Linked DNA regions of Mus musculus: region 2 is linked to region 1. A link is a loop called in an ENCODE intact Hi-C map of the cell type or tissue named here. Cell type or tissue: heart. All regions are shown on one strand. Links, peaks and the distances in the headings refer to the core of each region. The heading gives the core; the rest is flanking DNA. Region 1 has its middle 9.8 kb from the start of Gm39490. Region 2 holds the start of Arhgdia (Rho GDP dissociation inhibitor (GDI) alpha).

What was found. Peaks named below come from ENCODE experiments on the same cell type or tissue, not always from the same donor. Only the 100,000 strongest peaks of a DNase experiment are listed, where the experiment ranks them.
Region 2: it touches region 1 in a loop (6-fold over the local background); 23 of 42 quality-filtered maps call a loop at or near these places.

The regions. Positions count from the first base shown.
Region 1 is chr11:120,510,831-120,521,210 of GRCm38, forward strand. No RefSeq gene overlaps it. Among named protein-coding and RNA genes, the nearest start is that of Gm39490, 9.8 kb to the left of the region's middle. In heart, for the core only: a CTCF peak has its summit at 4,906 (motif pointing right); DNase peaks (open chromatin) are centred at 4,921, 7,431 and 7,932; H3K27ac peaks cover 116 bases.
Region 2 is chr11:120,575,025-120,585,404 of GRCm38, forward strand. Arhgdia (Rho GDP dissociation inhibitor (GDI) alpha) reads right to left here and starts at 6,600. Exons shown (of 6, transcript NM_133796.8): 1 at 6,498-6,600; 2 at 5,158-5,369; 3 at 4,943-5,026; 4 at 4,644-4,720; 5 at 4,492-4,555; 6 at 3,075-4,406. The coding sequence starts at 5,347. The coding sequence ends at 4,207. In heart, for the core only: CTCF peaks have their summits at 2,557, 6,647 (motif pointing right) and 7,880 (motif pointing right); DNase peaks (open chromatin) are centred at 4,937, 5,377, 6,617, 7,087 and 5 weaker places; H3K4me3 peaks cover 4,203 bases; H3K27ac peaks cover 4,613 bases.

The DNA.
Region 1 (10,380 bases), core at 1,038-9,037:
TCTACAGTTTGCTTTCTTTTCTACCCATCCTCCACCCCACCCCACCCCCGAGGAGGAACAAGGGAAGCTGGATCTTACGCGGGCAAGAGAGAGTGCACACTGAGAACAGAGAAAGCCGCGGGACAAACCGTCACAAAAACAAAACACAAACAAACCCCCAGAGACCAATGGCAAGCTGGGTAAGCAGACCCTCGCTGGACAAGCATGAAGAAAACCGCGATTGCTCTGGCCAGCAAAACTTGGAGGCTTAAAGGAAAAAAAGAAAGGAAGAAAGAAAGAAAAGAAAGAAAGAAAGAAAGAAAGAAAGAAAGAAAGAAAGAAAGAAAGAAAGAAAGAAAGAAAGAAAGAAAAATTAACCCCCAGGAAGCACCCCTGTGAGGAGGGCAAAAAGTAGTGCGCAGGGAGGCACGAGGCAGAATGACCGGAACACACCAGGCACGGACCAGTGAGTGGATCCGCATGCTTTCTTAACACCCCAGATGTCCAAGATGACACCTCCCACTGTGAGCTGTGCCCACCCACATCAAACATAATTTTTAAAATTGCCTGCAGCCAGGCAGTGGTGGCACACACCTTTAATCCCAGCACTTGGGAGACAGAGACAGGCAGATTTCTGAGTTCGAGGCCAGCCTGGTCTACAGAGTGAGTTCCAGGACAGCCAGGCTACAGAGAAACCCTGTCTCGAAAAAAACAAAAAACAAAAACAAAAAAATTGCCCGCAGACTTACCTATAGGCCAGTGTTATGGTGAACCTATCTAGGGCTTCCAAAGCCCACAGAGTTTGTCTCCTAGGTTCAGGCCGGCTCTACCTCACAGCTGCTAATGTCGTTAATGGTCATCCCATGCTACTGGTGTCTCCAAGACGCTGGGGTCTCCATTGCACCTTCACCCGTCTCCTCTGAGCTCTCTTCAGGGATCCTGACTCTGCCACACAGTGCAAACCCTCAAATTCTCTTCAAGAGCCTTTCAGGGATGGGGTTCCTACTGCACCTAAGGGTGCAAGGTCACCTCTGTCCTGACCTCTCTTAGTGCCAAGCCTCAGCTGCTTCCATGACTCTTCAGACCTTCAAAACCAAACCATGCCCAGAGGGTGGTGGTGAACCTCAGCACTCAGGAGGCAGAGGCAGGTGGAGCTCTGTGAGTTGGAGGCCAACCTGGTCTATAGAGGAGTTCTAGAACAGCCAGGGCTGTGCAGAGAAGCCCCATCACAACCAACCAACCATGGTGCAGTCAGGAGGAGGCACTAAGAAGTCAGTGATAGGTGGAGCTCTGAGAGTTCAAGGCCATCCTGGTCTAGCATCCAGGCCACCCAGAGTTACATGATGAGACCCTGCTTTCAAATATTACATATATATTTGGGAAGGGGGATTTTTGTTGTTGTTGTTGTTGTATTGTTTTTACATTTCCATTACTGAGTTTGGCTGCCAACATGAGGTACAGCCTTCGCCTACTTGGGACCACAGCTTTTCTTTTTCTTTTTCTTTTTCTTTTTCTTTTTTTTTTTTTCTTTTTTTTTTTTTCTTCTTTCTTTCTTGTTTTTTTGTTTTTTTGTTTTTTTTGTTTTTGGTTTTTGGTTTTTGGTTTTGTTTATTTTATTTTATTTTATTTTATTTTTTGAGCTGGGACCACAGCTTTTGTGTGCTTGCCCTGAGGAACTACTCCCAGGTTTGTGATCTCAGTGATTCTGGTCTCTTTGTTTTTAAGCAGGGTCTCCCTATTTTGTAGCTCTGGCTGGCCTCAAACTCACATAGATCCATCTGTCTCTGCCTACCGAGTGCTGCTGCAATTAACGGTATGGTCTGCCCAGATGTTTAATTATTTTATTTTATATGCATGAGGGTTTTGCTTACTTGTGTGTCTGTGCACACAGTGCATGCCTAGACCCTGAGGAAGTCAGGAGAGGGCACAGTGGAACTTGGAATTGGAGTCACAGTTGTGAGCCACCAAGTGGGTGCTGAGGAGTGAGCCTAAAACTCACCCTTCCCATGGCTGGTTGGGGCCCTTTCATCTTCCTCCCCTTTGCTCTGGTGCACCTGTTTGGGATCACACCCCATCCCTCCCTCCCACTGAGAATTCCCATTAAGCTAACCCTCCACTATTTCACACCCCTCCTTATCCCAAGCTGTGAGAGGTGGACATAACTGGCACACCAGTGCCAACCCGTCTGGAAAAGGAAGCCTTGCTGGAGCAGGTCCCTGGCATCTGACCATTCTTTCACCAAATGATCTGTGGCTCAAAATGTTTTCCAAATACCAAGAATTCACCCTGAAAGACTCTGGGCTGAATTGTAAGTAATTTTACTCATTCCGTGGGAGATTGATGGAGGAAAGGGCAAAGGTCATGAGAGATCTTGCCTGAGGCTAAGATGTGAAGAAGTGGGAGAAATCAGCTCCATTAGGAAGCAGCAAGCCCTAAATCAACAGCATGGCAGACGCCCTCCCTGGGGAGAGGGGTGTGGCAAGGGCTCATCCACTGCCAGGAGGCAGCAGAGCCGGGCACATAACCAGGAATTGTTAGGGACTCTTGGACAGAACTGAAATATCAGTTGGCTGATATATGCATGCCTTTGCCTAGCTAGCAGTTCCTCGGCCAGTTAAAAAGGAGCAGCCATCCGGAAGGTGGTGGGACACACCTTTAACGCCAGCACTCTGGAGGCAGAGGCAGGTGGATCTCTGAGCCTGGTCTGAAGAGCTAGTTCTAGGACAATCAGGGCTACACAAAGAGACTATGTCTAAAACAAAAAACAAAAACAAACAAACAAAAAAACAAAAACCAAACCAACCAAACAAACAAACAAAACAAAACAACCCCCCCCAAAATGAAAACAAACAAAACCCCCAAACAAACAAAACAGAAAAAGAAAGAAAGAGCAAGCAAATACACAGACCCACTTGTACCGAGCAAGAAGGGGGACGCTCGTGTTCCCAGCAGCACAGCCAGCATCACCAAACACAGAAGCTGAGCACTGATGGGTGGATAGTGTGGAGTGCCCGCACTCCAGCTATAATCCAGCTATAATCCAGCTGTGCGTGGTATGTGTGTGAGTGCACATGTGTATGTGTGATTGTACTGTGTGTGCACATGTGTATGTATGCATGTGTGATTGTTTTGTGTGTGTGTGCATGTGTGTATGTATGCATGTGTGATTGTACTGTGTGTGCACATGTGTATGTATGCATGTGTGATTGTATTGTGTGTGCACATGTGTATGTATGCACGTGTGATTGTATTGTGTGTGTTCATCTGTGTGTGTGTGAGTGAGTGTGTATATGTGTTCTTATGTGCACGTTCACAGACGCCAGAAGTCAGTTCCAGGTGTCTTCCTCAATCACTCAGCACCTTACTTTTTGAGGATCTCTTCTGAACCTGGTGCTCACTGATGCAGCAGACTGGCTGGCCAGCTCTCCCACCCCAGGGCCACTGTTGATTTCTTTCCAATGTTGTGGTTTGCTGTTTTGAGATAGACTCTTACTATGTAGCCCAGAGTCCCTACATAAACCAGGCTTCACTGATCCTCCTGCCTCTGCCTCCTTGGTGCTGGAATTACAAACACCGGCCACCTTACTGGCTCAGTACTGAGGTTTGAACCCAGGGTTCCACAGGTGCTAGGCTAGATCTAACCATATTCCATCTCAGTCTTTTTTACAAAGATGACTGAAGGGGCTGGAGAGATGGCTCAGTGGTTAAGAGCACTGACTGTTCTTCCAAAGGTCCTGAGTTCAAATCCCAGCAACCACATGATGGCTCACAACCATCTGTTATGACATCTGACACCCGTTACTGGTGTGTCTGAAGACAGCTACAGTGTACTTACATATAAATAATAAATAAATATTTTTTTAAAAAATGACTGAAGAAGGTGTGAGGCGGGAGGTTGGCAGCTGTTCTTTTTGGCATGATGGAAAGTTTTACAATTGACTGTAGTTTGGTGTGTGGGCATGCACCTGTAACCCCAGTCAGAGGGGTTGGCTATCATTGGATATTAATTTCATTGTCTTTTTGCAAAACCCCTAATAGTCAGAGCAGGGACTGTCTCTGACTTTGTTGCCTGCCGTTGGGACCCTTGCCCCAAAGCCTTAATATAAAAGGAGGTGCCTACCTAGTCTTACTGCAACTTGATATATCATGGCTAACCTTCCAGGTCAGCCCTTTTCTGAAGAGAAACAGAAGGGGAGTGGATGGACCGGAGTGGGGTTGGGGTAGGGTGGCTGGGAGGGAATGGGAGGAGAAGAGGGAGAGGAAACTGAGGTCAGGATGTAACATAAATAAAATTAAAATAATAAAAATATATTAATAAAAAATAGAAAAAATAGAACTATTTTATTTAAAAAAAAAAAAAAAAAAAAAAAAAAGCTTGCCCGCGACAGGCCTTTAATCCCAGCTCTCCGCAGGCTTTGCACTCAAGGCCAGCCTGATCTACAGAGTGAGTTCAGGTCAGCCAGAGCTACCCAGAGAAACCCTATCTAGAAAAAACCAACCAACCAACCAAACAAACAAACAAACAAAAAAGCTTTCCCTTTTATCTTATGTGTGGGGGAGTTTTGCCTGAATATGTCTGTGTACCCCTTGTGTGCCTGGTGCCTTCAGAGGCCAAAAGAGGTTCCGTCAGATCATCTGGAACTGGAGTTACAGGCTCATAGAACGTGTGGGTGCTGGGAATAGAACCCTGGTCCTCTAGAAGAGCAGCCGAGTCATCTCAGTGACTCCTCCTTTCTCCCTGACTCGATAACTCTTTAATTACAAGCTTCGTGACTGTGCCAGCGCGGGATGGGGAGGGCTGAGATCAATCCCTGATGTCCACACCCGTGTGAGGAGGAGAGTGAGGTCTGGATCCCCTGGCTGCAGGCGCTGCTGCGGCCCCAGGCGCTGCCGCCGGTTTAAGCATAGCCTGTAATTCCCCGAATGGCCTCTTGGTGGCGGCCACGTAGCGTCCTTCATTGGAACCGGGACTGGTCAGGGTAGATGAGGTGTAGACCAAGAAAGGGTGCGGCCTGGACTCCTAGAGGTGCCATGCTAGCTAGAGTGGACGTGGCAGTCCAGGGTCCAGGGTGAAATAGGAGCCCAACCCCAGGAGGGGACTCAACATTCAGCCTGCGCTGGCAGAACACAGCCTGTCACTGTAGGCAGGCGGAAAGTCGGCAAAGCGTTTTCAGGGTTTGGTTGGGATCATTTAGCAGTGTGGAAATACAAAAGGACAAACCTTTGGGGCAACAGGGGATGTGAACATAGTAAGTTCTAGGCAGCTGGGGCTCCAGCGGTCTCCAAAGTGGGGGAACCCTCTCAGGCATATAGACCCAGAGGAGGATCGGCTGACTAGAAAGCAGGAGTGTGGGCCAGGTCTGCCTTTGGGATCTAGAATGGTGTATGGGTGACCGGGTGTAGTGTTACCTGCACGGGGCCTCATGTACGTTTAGGGTAGGTTTCTCCGGCATCACTAGCATCCACACCAGATGGGTCTGGTGTGAGCACCAGGGTGACTCTAGGCTGAGAGGAGGCAGAAGACAGAGGGGCCTTTGTGCTGGCTAGTTTTTGTAAACTTGATACAAACTAGTATCACCTGGGAAGAAAGACCCTCAACCGGGGTGTTTCCTCCATCAGAATGGCCTGTGGACAAACCTGTGTGGTATTGTTTTCCTGACTGCTAGGAGGTCCAACCCACTGTGGGTGGTCCATCCTTGAGCAGGTGAGGCTGGGCTGTATAAGAAGCTACCTTGGGGTGGGTGAGTGAGCCAGTAAGCAGCCCTTCTCCATGGCTTCTGCTCCAGGCCATTTCTGAAGCCCCTTCTGTCTTGGCTTCCCTCCATGAACGTCTCCAATCTGTAAAATGAAATAAAGCCTCACTGCCGAAGTTGCTTTTGGTCATGGTGTTTATCACAGTGACAGAAAAGCAAACTTGAACAGCCACCCTTGAGGGCTTCCAGAGGCTGACATGGGACCCCCGTTGGGACCAGTGGACAGGGGTACAGGAATCTCAGCAGACTGCAATGTGGAAAAGAGGGAATTGTTTTGGGGGTGTGACCGTCCAGTTCAGGTAGCATGCCGAGGGCAGTAGAGTGAGAATCTGAAGCAAAAAAGGGGCTGTTGAGCCTTAGTCTACCTGCCCGGTCCACCCACACACATGATCCCACCTCACCGTTGCATCTCTGGGCATCTAGCAGTTTTTCCCGGAAGGGTCTGTGGATCCCACACACCTATTTATTTATTTATTTATTTCTCTCTCTCTCTCTTTTTTTTTTTTTTTTTTTTTTTTTTTTGGTTTTTCAAGACAGGGTTTCTCTGTGTAGCCCTGGCTGTCCTGGAACTCACTCTGAGTGGACTAAGAACATCTATCATGTGCATGCACTGCCATCCATGGCTGGTATCAGCTGCAGTGCATGACCAGGTCTCAGGGCACACCTGCACTCGTGGTCACTGTGAAGCTCAGAGCCCCCACCCAAAGGACCAACTCAGACTCCTGGCAGGATTAGCAGGATGGCAGGCCCTGTCTCTCCTCCTGTTAAAGCTCGGAGTCTCTTCAGTGCAGGTCACCATTCGGACCTATTATGTGTTTCCAGGGGGCTGAATACCTACTCACAGTCTCCCGTGGCCCACATTCCTTCCTTGGGATGACCAGGGCAGAGATGTCCTAGCAACAGCACCCAAGTGTTGGGATTTCCTTTTAAAGATTTATTTATTTATTTTATGTATATAAGTACACTGTAGCTGTCCAGATGGTTGTGAGCCTTCATGTGGTTGTTGGGTATTGAATTTAGGACCTCTGCTCGCTCCTGTCAACCTCACTCGATGCGGTCAGCCCCACTTGCTCCGCCCCAAAGATTTATTATAATAATAATAATCTTATTATTATACATATTGTAATACAATATTATAAATATTTTAATTATTATAAATAAGTACACTGTAGCTGTCTTCAGACGCACCAGAAAAGGGCATCAGATCTCTCATTATGGGTGGTTGTGAGCCACCATGTGGTTGCTGGGATTTGAACTCAGGACCTTCAGGAGAGCAGTCAATGCTCTTATCCACTGAGCCATCTCGCCAGTCCCAAGAAGTGTTGTTTTTAAAAAAACAAAAAACAAAAAACCCCCCAAAACTCTAGTCATTCAATTTTACCAAAGAAGACTCAGGAGCCAGACACCAGGGTGAAAACCTGCTGGCTCAGGGAGCTACATCACAACAAGGTTTTTTTTTTCTTCACAGTCTGATCACAGATCCTGTGATACAGAAGAACATTGTCTGCCTCACTGTCTCCAGCCTGCAGCCCGCCTGAGGATCTTCCCAACACCTCCAAGGCCTGAAGCAGAGCCTGAGGAACCTCCTGGGAACATTTCCCTGGATCCACCCCCATCGCTGGCGAGACAGTTGGACAGCTTGTGTTTGCACATTCGGCCCCCACAGCTAGGCTTCCTTAGGTCCACCCACTTCCCCCTCCTGCCTTATAGTCCCTGGGAGTTCCCAGCCTAATTGAGTCAGCAGAAGTGTGTGTGACTACAACTGGCCTACTCTTGTGCAACTTGGAACTTGGAACTCCTCCTGAGGTAGGGAGCCCCGGCTCTGAACAAGACTTTTCTGAAGCCTCATACTGTTTAGCGATGTGTTTCTATACATTTCTATGGCCAGTGTCACAGTTCCCTGTGTAGGCCAGGTGAGTGTGTTACCATGGAAGTGCACATTCTATGCTTTACACACACACCCACAAAAACTAACATCTACAGCTCCAACCTTCATCCTCCAAGGCTCAGCGGACAGAAGAGAAGGCAAAAGGAATGTAAGACGGAGACAGAGGAGCACCGTGAACAGCCATCTTCTGAACAAGGCACAGAAGCTGCACTTATGAGGTCACGACGACAGCTGTGGCTGCCTGCACAAGGTCTTCACAAATCAGAGAGGCCCCACCCTTCACTGGGGCTCTATTATGGCTACGGGTGAAGAGAGTTGATATTCTTGGGGTGTGGCTGTTGGCAGGTTGCCCATGCTTCACTGGAGGGCTGAGTACCTATGTGCACATATGTAGCTCTGATTGGATTCAGTGAAGGGATGAAGGAGGAGGGGGATGTGTTGGGGAGGGGAGGGAAGATAGGAAGTGTCACTATCATTAAGACACACTGCTTAACTGTGTGTCAAAATACAGGAAAAAAAAACACTTTAATTGAGTCAGCACGATAAGATTGCAGGTGTAAAGGTGCCCACGTGGTGGGAACTGACTCCTACAAGACACACATTCACACCCACACACAAAAATAAACACATGTAATTAAAAATTGTTTTCCAGGGGGGTGGATCTGGGAGGAGATAGAGGAAGGAGTGGACATTAATACAATCAAAATAGATTATATGAAATTCTGAAAAGAATTAATATAACTATTATAATACACACACACACACACTTATATTTTCTAAGACAGGATAGCCCTGGCTGTCCTGGAACTCACTATGTAGAGCAGACTGGCCTTAATTTCAGAGATCTGCCTGCCTCTGCCTCCCAAGTTCTGGGATTAAAGGTGTGTGCCGTTAACACCTGGCTAAATATTATGTTTTAAATATCTTACAAAAAAATAACTAGCCAGTCATGGTGACATATCCCAGCACTCAGGAGGCAGAGGCAATCCAGTCTCTGTAAATTCAAGGTTGGTCTGTTCTATAAACTGAGTTCCAGAATAGCCAGGGCTACTGTCACAAAACAAAACAGAACAAAACAAAACAAAACCCTATACTTCTAGGTGGGATTATGGCTCACAGCTGTTATCCCAGCACTTGAGAGGCTGCGGCAGGAGGATTGCTGTAATTTTAAAGGTACCTTAGTCTATAAAGTGAGACCTTGTTTCAACAAAACAAAAAGTATCAGCCAGAAGCTAGAGAGATGGCTCAGTCATTAAGTCTGGGGTAGATGGATCAAGTCTTTGCCTGACTTAGACCCTGCCTCAAGCAAACAAACCCCTGACAAAATCTCCAGTTGTGCAGCCCTAAACATATTCACATTGTTGAGTAATTCTCACCAAATGAAACTCAGTCCCCATGAAACATCACTACCTCGCTGTGGGCTCCGGCCACCTCCCTTCTACTTCCTGTCTGTGACTGCCCGCTCCAGGCTCCCTCCCTTCAGGCCAATTATGCTTCATGATGTCATACACTCCTGGGCTTACCACCCGCCAGCCACGGACACTGGGGCTTCATGGACTGCCAGCGCTTGTGAGCCGGGCTGCTGTGAATGTGTGTCCACAAATCACTTATATCCCTGTTCTTTATTCTCTGTCGCTGTGTGGCTGTCCCAACCCCATCAGCAGCGAGTGTTGGGGTCTGGAAGGGCTCTGAAGAACAGCAACAGAATCCTTTAGGGTTGCAGTTAGCACAGAGCAATGGTTCATTTTCATGATCACCCTAATTGGATTCAGAGATGTCTAGAGGCTGGAGAGACACTCTGTCTTTGAGAGCACTCACTGCTCTCCTAGTGGCCTCCAAAAAGATCCCAGCACCCACAGGGCAGGTCACTGTCAGTGAATTTACATCGGTTCCGGGGAGAGCCTATGGAGGGCTTCAACTCCTTGGTATCGCCCCACTTTCTGAGAGTTGTAACAGAACTTCCTGTGACTGCTTTGGACAGATCGCCACCACCTCTAGGCCTTTAGGGACCCGTAGGTGGGGACTCTTGCCTCCTGCTGTGACAGTCCAGCACAGGAAGGACAGACCCCACTACCCACCCACTTTAGCTGAGGGCTCTGAGGCAAGAGTCAGTTGTCTGAGCTCTCTTCGTTCCCACTGACCTCTCATAGGACGAGCCTGACCTGCCCAGCTCGGAGAGGACTTCAGGGCTAAGAATAAGGGAGTCCCTCGTGCCTGGGCCCAGGGCACCTGAGATGGTGGAGTTGCTCCCGGGGACTCGTAGGCTGGGTCGATCTCAGGAAGTGACAGTGTCTGGGATAGTCTAGGAGTCCCAGGCGCTGCCTACATGGGGGAGGGGAGACTCTGCCAGGCAGTCAACAAGCTTTGGGTCCTCTCTCTTGGTCTTCCTGGATGTTTAGGCTCAGGCATGTCCTCAGAGCTGGGTTCGGCATGGCTGAGCATGAGATAGGCAGTGGGTATCGGTTTAGCTTCAGAATGTGGATAAAAAAGTCTTGCTGCCTTTCACAGGCCAGTTACCTGAACCACACTTAGCCCCTCTAGCCCCATTGCCCACACCCAGGCCTCTAGAGAACAGCAGCCCCTCATGTCAAGAGGCTCACAGGTCAGCCCACCACACTCTGTCACTCAACAGTTCCAAGACATACAGTCACACCCAAACACACCCAGACACAGAGGACATACAAATACCACAAGCAGACATAGGCGTGCACACACAGACATGCCTTTCCAGGAACGATAAGCTGCAGGCTCCAGGCGTCA
Region 2 (10,380 bases), core at 1,693-9,692, 65 kb after region 1:
TTGTGTCTCCCCTGTCCCCCTTCTTTAGCCCTATATATTTTTTTGAAACTCACTATGTAGACTAGCCTGGCCTCTCGAACTTTGAGCAATTGTACTGCCTCTGCCTCCTAAATGACTGGAATTACAGGTATAGTAAAATATACCAGGAGCTGAAGGACAACATGGGCTACTTGAGACCTTGTCTCAAAAAAAAAAAAAAAAAAAAAAAAAAAAGTTTCAGGATTTTGGTAATTAAATGCTAGGCGTGGGATGTTTTGTCTATGGAAGGGAAAAGAACAGGGCAGGGGAGGGAGTTGAGTGTGATAGTTTAAAGACAACTTGCCTTCAGGACCAGGGCTGAGTCTCAGTTTGCCTCTGGGCTCTGTGTCAGACACAGAATGGATAAAGCTCTCAATGCAGGCAGCTGCCATATCCACATAACAGAGTAGGGCTGCTGACGTTGTAGGAACAGAGGGGCAGCTGTGACACTCTCCTGATGATCACAGGATCTTAGACTAAAGAATGTCTTCAAATGTCTACTATCAGGGCTGGAGAGATGACTCAGTGGTTAAGAGCACTGACTGCTCTTCCAGAGGTTCTGAGTTCAATTCCCAGCAGCCACATGGTGTTTCACAACCATCTGAAATGGAATTCAGTGCCTTCTTCTGGTGTGTCTGAAGACTACTACAGTGTACTCATAAATAAAATAAATCTTAAGCCATGCGTGGTGGCTCAGCACTTGGGAGGCAGAGGCAGGTGGATTTCTGAGTTCGAGGCCTGCCTGGTCTACAAAGTGAGTTCCAGGACAGCCAGAGCTATACAGAGAAACCCTGTCTTGAAAAAACAAAAATAAATAAAAAAATCTTAAAAAAAAAAAAAAAAGTCTGCTATCTCTGCACTGGCTTCTACCAGGCAATCAACCACTGGAAAGAAGTCAGAGAGAGGCCTAAAATTCTTGGGCCCTCTGGGTTTGTTGAGTGGCCAGATAATATATGGGTAGTAATATAAGGGTAGTATGTCCCAACCTGAGAATGCAGGTCAGATCACCTGAACATCTACAAGCCCTTGAGGGCCCAGCTGATGACTTAGTTCTGTTTCCCAAGGCCTCTCTTACTTCTTCTAAGAGCAGCTGCCATTGCTGAAAAGAGGTGTTAGTTTGGACAACCTAGTATCAAGGTCCTGTAAGACCCACACTGAGTATTACACATTTTCTGGGCCATTGGAAATGCATTGAAATATCCTTCAGGCAGGAGTCTTACTCAGAGAAGATGCTCATCAACTATAGGTTGAGTTATTGGAGGTTTTGACTATTCCTAAGAGTTCTCAGAACCAAGCAACTCCCTTTTGGAGGGACACACCTGGCAGGGTGTCCAGTAGGGTGGACAGCAGATTGACTCCAAGACTGATTGACCTGGAGGGTGAACTGAAAGAGCTGATGACAGCCAAGCGGGAAGCAGAATGGTGTCCACGGCTATGGGGATGGTAGCTTTGGTTGGTACAGGATTGTGCTGGGCAGAGAAGGGTCTTGTAAATCACAATAGCAGATGTTTACACAGCATGGAAGCTGACTGCTCATCAACTGGTACTACCTACAGCCCATCACTTTCCTCAGGAGAGGAGGCCTGTCTATAGGTGTCTGAAGAGCCAAGAAGCTAGGCAATTCCTGGGAGTCCTAGTCAGAGAGGAGCTGCTGTGGAGAATGCCTGGCTCCTGAGGGCCTTGCAACAGCTCTCCACAGAGGCAGGTTAGGGGGCGTGAGATTGGGAGGATCTGGTTAGACTTGGGACCTAGGAAACACATCATGCACTTTGAGGCCACTCTGAGTTAACCTGCACTGGGAGGAGCCAGAGCAAAGTCCTAGCTGTTGGCAGTAGGCTTGTACACTTGGAACTTAGGGTCTGAGTTCACACACTTAGCTGCCTAGGACAAACTCAGAGCTGTAAGATTAAGTATCTTGGTCCAAAGAGAGCTTCAGAAGCCCTTATTTGATAAACAGCATCGCTGAGAGCATCTAATAAACACTTTAAGGATGAGCTAGGAGACTGGTTGGCTCTGCAGTTTGGAGAAAAGGCTTCACCCTGCTCAGGCCCCGACTGCTGGGGCCAGGAAGAGTTCTGGGTAAGGATTGGATCAACAATTTGGCTGCCTAGTACAAGGAGCTGCTATTATCAGGTTAGTGTCCCACAGAAGGTTGGTTCTGGGGTCCGCCAGTCTTTGGCTCCGATGGATCTAGTAAAAATGGCGGACATGGCCCAATTTATGGTCAGCTGTCAGCAACAAGACAAAAAGGTATCTTTTGGCCCCCTGCAATAAAGGTTCATCACACTATTCACCACTGGTGGACCCCAAGGCAAGATTGGCAGGGCTCCAGCAAAGTAGCCGATTACTACTCGCTACACAACTGGTACACCCACTTTCCTGAACAGCTTCATCAGAGGGTGGTTTTCCAAAGCTAGCATAAGGCTGAAAAGGGAAGTTTTTAGACTGACTCCTGTAAAGGCAGGATGGGGTTTTGAGGTTACTAGGTACCTTTGGTTGTGCTGAAGACAGACAAGTAATCCTGCCTCCCTGTGGTCACTACAGAGAGCTACACAAGAGCCCTGTTAAGGCTTAGTGGCTTTTCAGGGTTCTGCTACAAGCTTCATGGTTCAGTGGTCCTGCCCTTTCTCCCTAGGTTCGTGGGTGCTCTAGAGAGCACAGTACTGGAGATGTGCAGAGGCTCGGTTTCCTGTTCCAACTAGCCTCACTAACAGGCATAGGGAACTCTCTCACCAGGTCGACCTACACATGCAAGTTGTTCAGAGCCAGATCAGTTTGATCTTCCAGCAGGGCTCCATACTGAGGGCAAGTCCCAGCCAGGGGAAATTTAGATATGCTGACTCAGGCAATCCCTCTATGCCCAGGGCCAGCACTGTGACCCATGGGCCTGGGGTTTGTTCTATATTCACATCTCCACAGGAAGCCAGGAGCAAAGACAAAACAGGGCTGTTAGCAGCAGACAACCTTGTAGCCAGGACATCTGATCTGAGGGACATCCACCCTCCACTGGATTCTTACCATTCCCTACAAAACCCCAACACAAGCTGCACAGACCACACAATCCCAGACTCCTTCAGGGGTGTTTATTTCCCAGTCAGAAGAGAAGCAGGGACAGGCTCCTCTGCCTGTTGAGGCTGGGCCTGGCAGACACCACACAGGGACTGGGGATAGGGAGGGGAGGCACAGGAGACAGCTCCCAACTGTGTGAACTTGGTCCCACATTTGTCCTGGCTGGGTCCAGGGAGGGTCGGCCCAGGGATGGTGGCACCAAGAACCAGGGCAGAGGCATCAGGCCAGCTGGCCCAAATGGAGGCAATAAATACTGACAGGCCAGGCACGAGGTTCAGGCCACGTGGCCCAGGTGAGACAAGTAAGGCTCGGCTGGCTTTGTCCCTCAGGGGCTCTCTGTGGGGACAGGGGCTCCGAGTACTGCCTACAAGGGACAGAGAAGGCAGAGGAATGAGGCACCCTACCCTGCCTCCTAGATGGGGCTGGAGGCATCGAGTTTTGGCAATTGACCCTCCCCTAGCTACTGGAGCCACCCCCAACCCTGGCCACGGGGAGGGGAAGAGCTGGCCAGGCTCGCAGGAAGCAACAGCAGCGCACCCCAGGCCTCCCTTGGGTGGGTCACTGGGATGGGGATGGCAGACGAGGCGAGGACAGGGAGAGCACATGCTCATGCAGACAGGGAGTTAAGAGTTAGCGACGGCCCCCAGCACACGTTCCACATGTTAAGGCATCATGGTTAGACAGTGACTGACAGTGATGGATGACCTGGCCAGGGAGTGGTGGGACTAGAGGACAGATAGCCCAGCCCTTCCCCATGCTGCGACAGAGACAAGGTGGGCTGGACAACCCTGACAGTGTTCTGTTCCATTCTAGAAGCCAGGGCCTGAGGAAGGGAAGACAGAGGGAACCTGGAGGGACACAGCAGATTGGAGGCCTGGGCTGGAACCCCTCCCCCACTGCACAGGCAGAAGCAGCAATGTGACACTGGAGACCACAGGGGCCTGCGGGCAGGAGGTGGAGGAGGGGCAGACAGGAGAGCTGACTGCCTGAGTGGACTAGGGAGGAATGACGGGTGAGGGAGGTCCTGTCAGCACTTTGGTTTGGGGTAGGTAGGGGGTTAGGGTGGGGCATGTCGGTCCTTCTGTCTGTCCGTCGCCCTGCCCGTCTCCCAGCTGGAGCTCAGTCCTTCCACTCCTTTTTGATGGTGAGATTCCACTCCCAGGACAGGTGGTCAGTCTTGTCGTCATCTGTGAAGCGCGACTTGATGTTGTAACTGCCCCGAGCAAGCATGCCTTTGGGAGCCTCCTCCATGGGTGTCAGGAACTCATACTCCTCGGCCCTCGGCCCATAGCTCCCGACCATGTAGTCAGTCTTGTCAACTGAGGGACAGGAGAGGCAGGATTACTGGTGCTGCACGCCCCTCCCAGGCCCAATGGCTCCCCACTCTATGGCCCGCCCACTCACTTTTGACCCCTTTCCTGTATGTGTGTTGGATGTACTTCATGCCGGACACGATCTCTCTGTTCACCTGTGGGGACACAGAGCCAGGGTCAGCTGCCTTCCCAGGCTTGCCCCTCTGCCCCTTGTTTCCAGGCCTCTCAAAGCCCCCACCTTACCCGGAAAGAGATTTTTATCCGGTACTCCACACCTTCCTTCAAGACAAACGACTGTTTCTTGAAGCTCTCCAGATCACCTGTATTGAGGAGGAGTCTCCGCTGACTGCTTGCTTGAAGGGCTCTCCACCCTGCTACATTCACTCTCCCCAGCCCCTTCCCTGACACAAAGCAGAGCTTCGGCAAGCCCCTAGCTGCACTTCCCCTCTTCTCCACCAGAGGGCATCAGTGCAGAAAATTATTTTTAGGGGTAGAGGCAAGATGCCAGCTGGCCCCACCCAGGGATTCTAATACCCACTCACCTGTCAGGTCCAGTTCCAGAGGGCCTGGGGCAGTGCTGCATACCAAGGTCAGTCGAGTCACAATGACATTGGGGACGTTGGGGTCTGCAGAGTGAGAGTTAAGAGTCAGAGTCCCATCCCTTAAGATTTTTCTTTTTAAACTCACTCCTTGGAAGAGTGGTCTGGAAAGAGACTGGGCACAGGTTTAGATGACATCCTTCCTCCAAGCCACCTACCTGCAGAGACAGCTACTCGGCCCAGCAGGGCCTCCTTGTACTTTCGGAGGCTTTCATCGTCCTTGTCCAGTTCCTGGATCTCCTGGATGCTCTTCTGGGCTGGAGGCTTGTAGTTCACAGAGTGCTCATCTTCCTCATTCTCTGCAGCTATCTGCGCAAGCTGCTCAGCAGTGGGTTCCTGTTCTGCCATGCTTACCTCTAGCTTGGGACACCTGTGGGCGGGGCATGAGCAGGACTGTGACAGCCTGGAGGCATTCCACCCTAGGCAGACCCTGACACCTGCAGGACACCTGACTGGAACTTTGAGAGGATGCTGCCACTGCCCTACGCAGAGGCCCATTTGAGAGGACTAGAACCCCAAGCAACGAAATGGGACCACAGCCTGTTCCTCAGAGAAGCAAAACACCTTTCCTCCCCACTAAGAATAAGCCTCCAGACCGAACTGAACTGGCAGACGCAACACTAAATCCCTGGGGTCCTGTTGCTGTCCCTAGCTGCCCAGGCTCTCATCTTACTGGGTTGGGTCATGGAGGTAAGTTCTCCGACAGGGAGATGCTCTGTATGTTAGCCACGTGCAGGACAAGGGTCTGTTTGTTCGTCCCTTCCAATGGAATACTGTCCTAAGCTCAACTATGTGATGACCGCTTAAATCCCAAGAGCCCAAAGGGGATCCTAAATACGCAGGTCTGTCCTCTCTAGTGAGGGTCTGCGTATGCAACTTGGGAGCTAGTGCACCGCTTGCAAATAAATCTCAGGAGCCTGTTTCTGGGCCCTGACCCTAAACCTTTAGTGGCGGTGAGGAACCAACCAGGACGGAAGCGCCTAGATGCCTTTCAGTTCCGCAGATTCCCAAACGTCTCTCGGAAACCCACTGTGATGCCTACAGGCAATGCGCAGCGGTCCCGGGAAGAGCCCGGCCGTTGTCCCTCTGAGAGGTGTCCGCCAAGGAAACACATAAAGCGGCGGTCCGAAACCCGGAGGCTACAGACAACCCCACCCGACGCCAAGCGTGGCCGCCGGCGACAGCATCAGGGCGCGGCCCGCACTTCCGTAGAGCCCGCAATCCGAGCGGGGCGGGGCCGCGCGGCGGGAGCCCCGGGCCAGGCCCCGCGCCGGACCCCGCCCGCGAGGCCGAGGAAGGGGGTCCCCTGGTAGCAGGCGCGCAGGCCCGGGGGGCCGCGGCCCCTCCGGCAGGACCTGCGCTGCCGCCCTGGCCCGCCCCGCCCGCCCGCCCGGGTGACCGCGCCCCGCCCGCGAGCGCCGCAGTCGCCCGCGACGCCGCACAAAGCCAACCCACTCCCCTCCCGCACTGCACCGCGCTGCGCCACGCGCCCACTCACCGGAGGCTCGACCGCCGCTCTCGCGCTCCCTCCCGCACCAAATGACGAACGTCGTCCGCCGCCCGCCGCTCGGACGGTCACTTCCGGGGTCACAAGACTTCCGCTCTCGCGGGCGGGGTCGCCTTGCGCATGCGCCGCCAGGGGGCGCGGGTCGGCGCCGTCGCCATTTTGCTGCGGGCCTCGTGGGCGCGTCCCGCGTGGGCCGGCGCCCTCGCGCCTTCTGCCGAATGCCGGGTGCGAGGGTTTGTGGGACACGAGAGCCGGCTCTTCCAGAGCAGCGTCGCGCGGCCATTCTGTGGCTCCCAGGGTTCCCTGATTGCCGTGCCTGGCCCTTGTCCCATTGTCCTCAGAGTCAACAGAACCACAGTCCTCACCGACCGCAGTGCCCTGTAGCTGTGCTGCCTGGCGCATTGCTCTGGGGACTGCGTGCCCCCCGAGCCCCCGTATGTTAGAAGTTGTATGGTTTTGCTGTGAGGAGCGGTTTTCCTTGGAACGGGCTGCCTGCCTATCTTGAACCTCATCCCTGAGACGCGCCCGCCTCTGCCTCCAGGATGCTGAGATTGAAGGCGTGCACCATCACCGCCAGGCGTGTTTCACGACGCTGAGGATGGAGCCTCCTTAGTGGAGGGCCTGGCTGGGGGGGTTCCCGGTCGTGTGCTTGTGCCAGCCACTCCAGTTCCTCCTGAGGAGTCTCAGTTCCTGCTACTCCGTGAGGGCACTCCATGTTGGCTTCTTCTGAGTGTAGCCTCAGACTGAGGGGAGGCAGGAATTTAAGGGGCACTACGGGGACTTCTATAGCTTAATCCCACAAAAGCCATCGCTTCTGGCCTGCTCTGTTGGCCACACCTGCCCCTGTGGTATCCAGGAAACAGCTGTTGGCTCCGGAGAGTCATCAAACTTAAAAGATGAGGAATCCAATGGCCTCCACTCTCCATCTTCAGTTGTGGCCCAGTTATTTTACACAAGCACGCATACCCTCTGGCTATACATCAATCTGAAGCAAACCAAGTGTTCTTTCAAGCTCATTTATTTTTATCTCTAAGGAAGATGGATTTGCAATATCATTACCCTACATCCAGGTAGCTGCTCTTCTATGCAGAACTATTCTAAAACAAAAAGCCACGTGACTATCCCCACTCTTACTGTATGATGAATTTGGCTGGCCTTCCACCTACACACAGGTGTGCCCAACGAAGTGTGTCAAGCTGGCTTTTCAGGAGGCTCATGGTCCTCCAACTGGATGAGCCTGGTTTATTGAGCTCTGTGCCACCCACAATTCCCTGGTTTGACGCTCAAAGTACAAATCTTCCAAAGCTGCGTTTTTATGTTTATGCATATCAATATTTTGAAGTAGTCTCTGAACCACTTGTGTGCAGTACCCATAAAGGTCAGAAGAGGGCATTGCATCCTCTGGAACTGGAGTTAGAACAGTAGTGGGTTCTGTACTGTACTGGGAATCAAACCCAAGATCTCTCTCAAAGAGGAGCCAGTGCTCTATGAACTGCTGAGCCATCTTTTTAGCCTGCCCATGCCCAAAGATTTTTTATACGGTCTAGCTACATACATACAGTGATTCACATTTGAAAAAAATCACAAAGATCATTAAAAGTCCAGTCAGCATTTCCCTGATTTATTTTATATATATATATATATTTTTGTTTTTGAGACAGGGTTTCTCTGTGTAGCCCTGGCTGTCCTGGAACTCACTCTGTAGACCAGGCTGGTCTTGAACTCAGAAATCCGCCTGCCTCTGCCTCTCAAGTGCTGGGATTAAAGGCTTGTGCCACCACTGACTGGCCCTGATTATATTTTATGAATTCTTTAAGTTTGCATAAAATTTTGTAAAATTTGAGTGCTTAAAAAACATTGAGAGGCTGGCGAGATGGCTCAGTGGTTAAGAGCACCGACTGCTCTTCCAAAGGTCCTGAGTTCAAATCCCAGCAACCACATGGTGGCTCATAACCATCCTTAACGAAATCTGATGCCCTCTTCTGGAGTATCTGAGGAAAGCTACAGTGTACTTACATAATCTTTAAAAACAAAAACAAAAACATTGAGCCAGGGGCTGGCAAGATGGCTTAGAAGTTAAGAACACTGACTACTGCTCTTCTAGAGGATGCAGATTCGATTCTCAGCACCCACATGGCGACTCAAACCTGTCTGTGACTCTGGTTCCAGAGCGTCTGACACCTTTACATAGACACATGCAGGCAAAATAACAATGAACATTAAATAAAAATAAATACAATTTACATATGATATATCATAATTGTATAATTAAAACATATTAATATAATAAATAATAAATAAAATTAAAATATATTGAAGCAGGTTGTGGTGGCAGCACACAACTGCTCCCAACACTTGGGAAGCAGACACAGGCAGATCTCTAGGAGCTCTCTAGCTCTATAAGTTTGAAGCCAGCCTGGTCCACTGGCTTACAGAGACAACAAAGGATGCACACAAAAAAAACTTGTCCCTAAAAACAAAGATAGATAGGTAGGTATGTAGGTAGGTACAGGCAGACAGCTGATAGATAGCTGCTCTTGCATAGAACCTGGGTTCAGTTCCCAGCACCCACATGGCTGCTCACAACCATCTGTAACTCCTTTTCAAGCCAAATGCCCTCTTCTGGCCCTGGAGGGCACAGCATTTACACTGTACACTTACATACACACGGAACACACAGAAAAATAAAATCTTTAGCTGGGCAGTAGTGGCACACTCCAGAGGCAGAGGCAGATTTCTGAGTTCAAGACCAGCCTGGTCTCTATAGTTTCTCCAGGACACAGAGAAACCCTATATAGAAAAGCCAAAAATAAAATCCAAAATAAAATCTTTGAAAAACAAAACCAAGGGCTGGAGAGATGACTCAGTGGTAAAGAGCACTGATTGTTCTTCCAGAGGTCCTGAGTTCAATTCCCAGCAATCACATGGTGGCTCACAGCCATCTGTAATGGGATCTGATGCCCTCTTCTGGTGTATTTGAAGAGTGAGAGTATATTCACATGCATTACATAAGTAAATCTTTAAAAAAAAAAGAAAAGAAAAAGAAAAAAGAAAAACAAAACCAAAATAGTGGCTTGCAGGTGTCACACTTTCATACAGCACTTGCAGCCCAGATTTTCAAAACCAAACCAAGCCAAGCTAAACTGTAGACATTGTAATTGGTCTGGGGTTTGCCCTTGTTAGTCCTATAGGATGGCTTACAACTTTTATTAGCATATGTTTGGGAACTGAAAGTTGTGGATCAAGGTATTTTGTAAATCGATATTCTTTTTTTTTTTAAAGATTTATTTATTGTTATATGTAAGTACACTGTAGCTGTCTTCAGAGACTCCAGAAGAGGGCATCAGATCTCATTACAGATGGTTGTAAACCACCATGTGGTTGCTGGGATTTGAACTCAGGACCTTCGGAAGAGCAGTCAGTGCTCTTAACCACTGAGCCATCTCTCCAGCCCTGATATTCTTTTTTTTAAAGATTTATTTATCTCATTTATATGAGTACACTGTAGTTGTTTTCAGACACACACCAGAAGAGGGCATCAGATTCCGTTACAGATGGTTGTGAGCCACCATATGGTTGCTGGGAATTGAACTCAGGATCTCTGGAAGAGCAAGAAGCCAGTGTTCTCAACCGCTGAGCCATCTCTCTATCTTGTCAATTGATATTCTTATACAATCAACGAATCACCTTCACATTGGCCACACCTCCTATGCTAGTACCTTGAGAGAGTGGATTTCCACCTATAAAGTTTGGGAGGATACAATCCACCCACAGATTGTTTCTTGAAGCATTCTGTGAAAAGACCGGCCTCTCTTCTGGACAGACTCCAGGGCCAGGACAGTGACATTTCCTCTGTGGTGTGATCAGACACTTT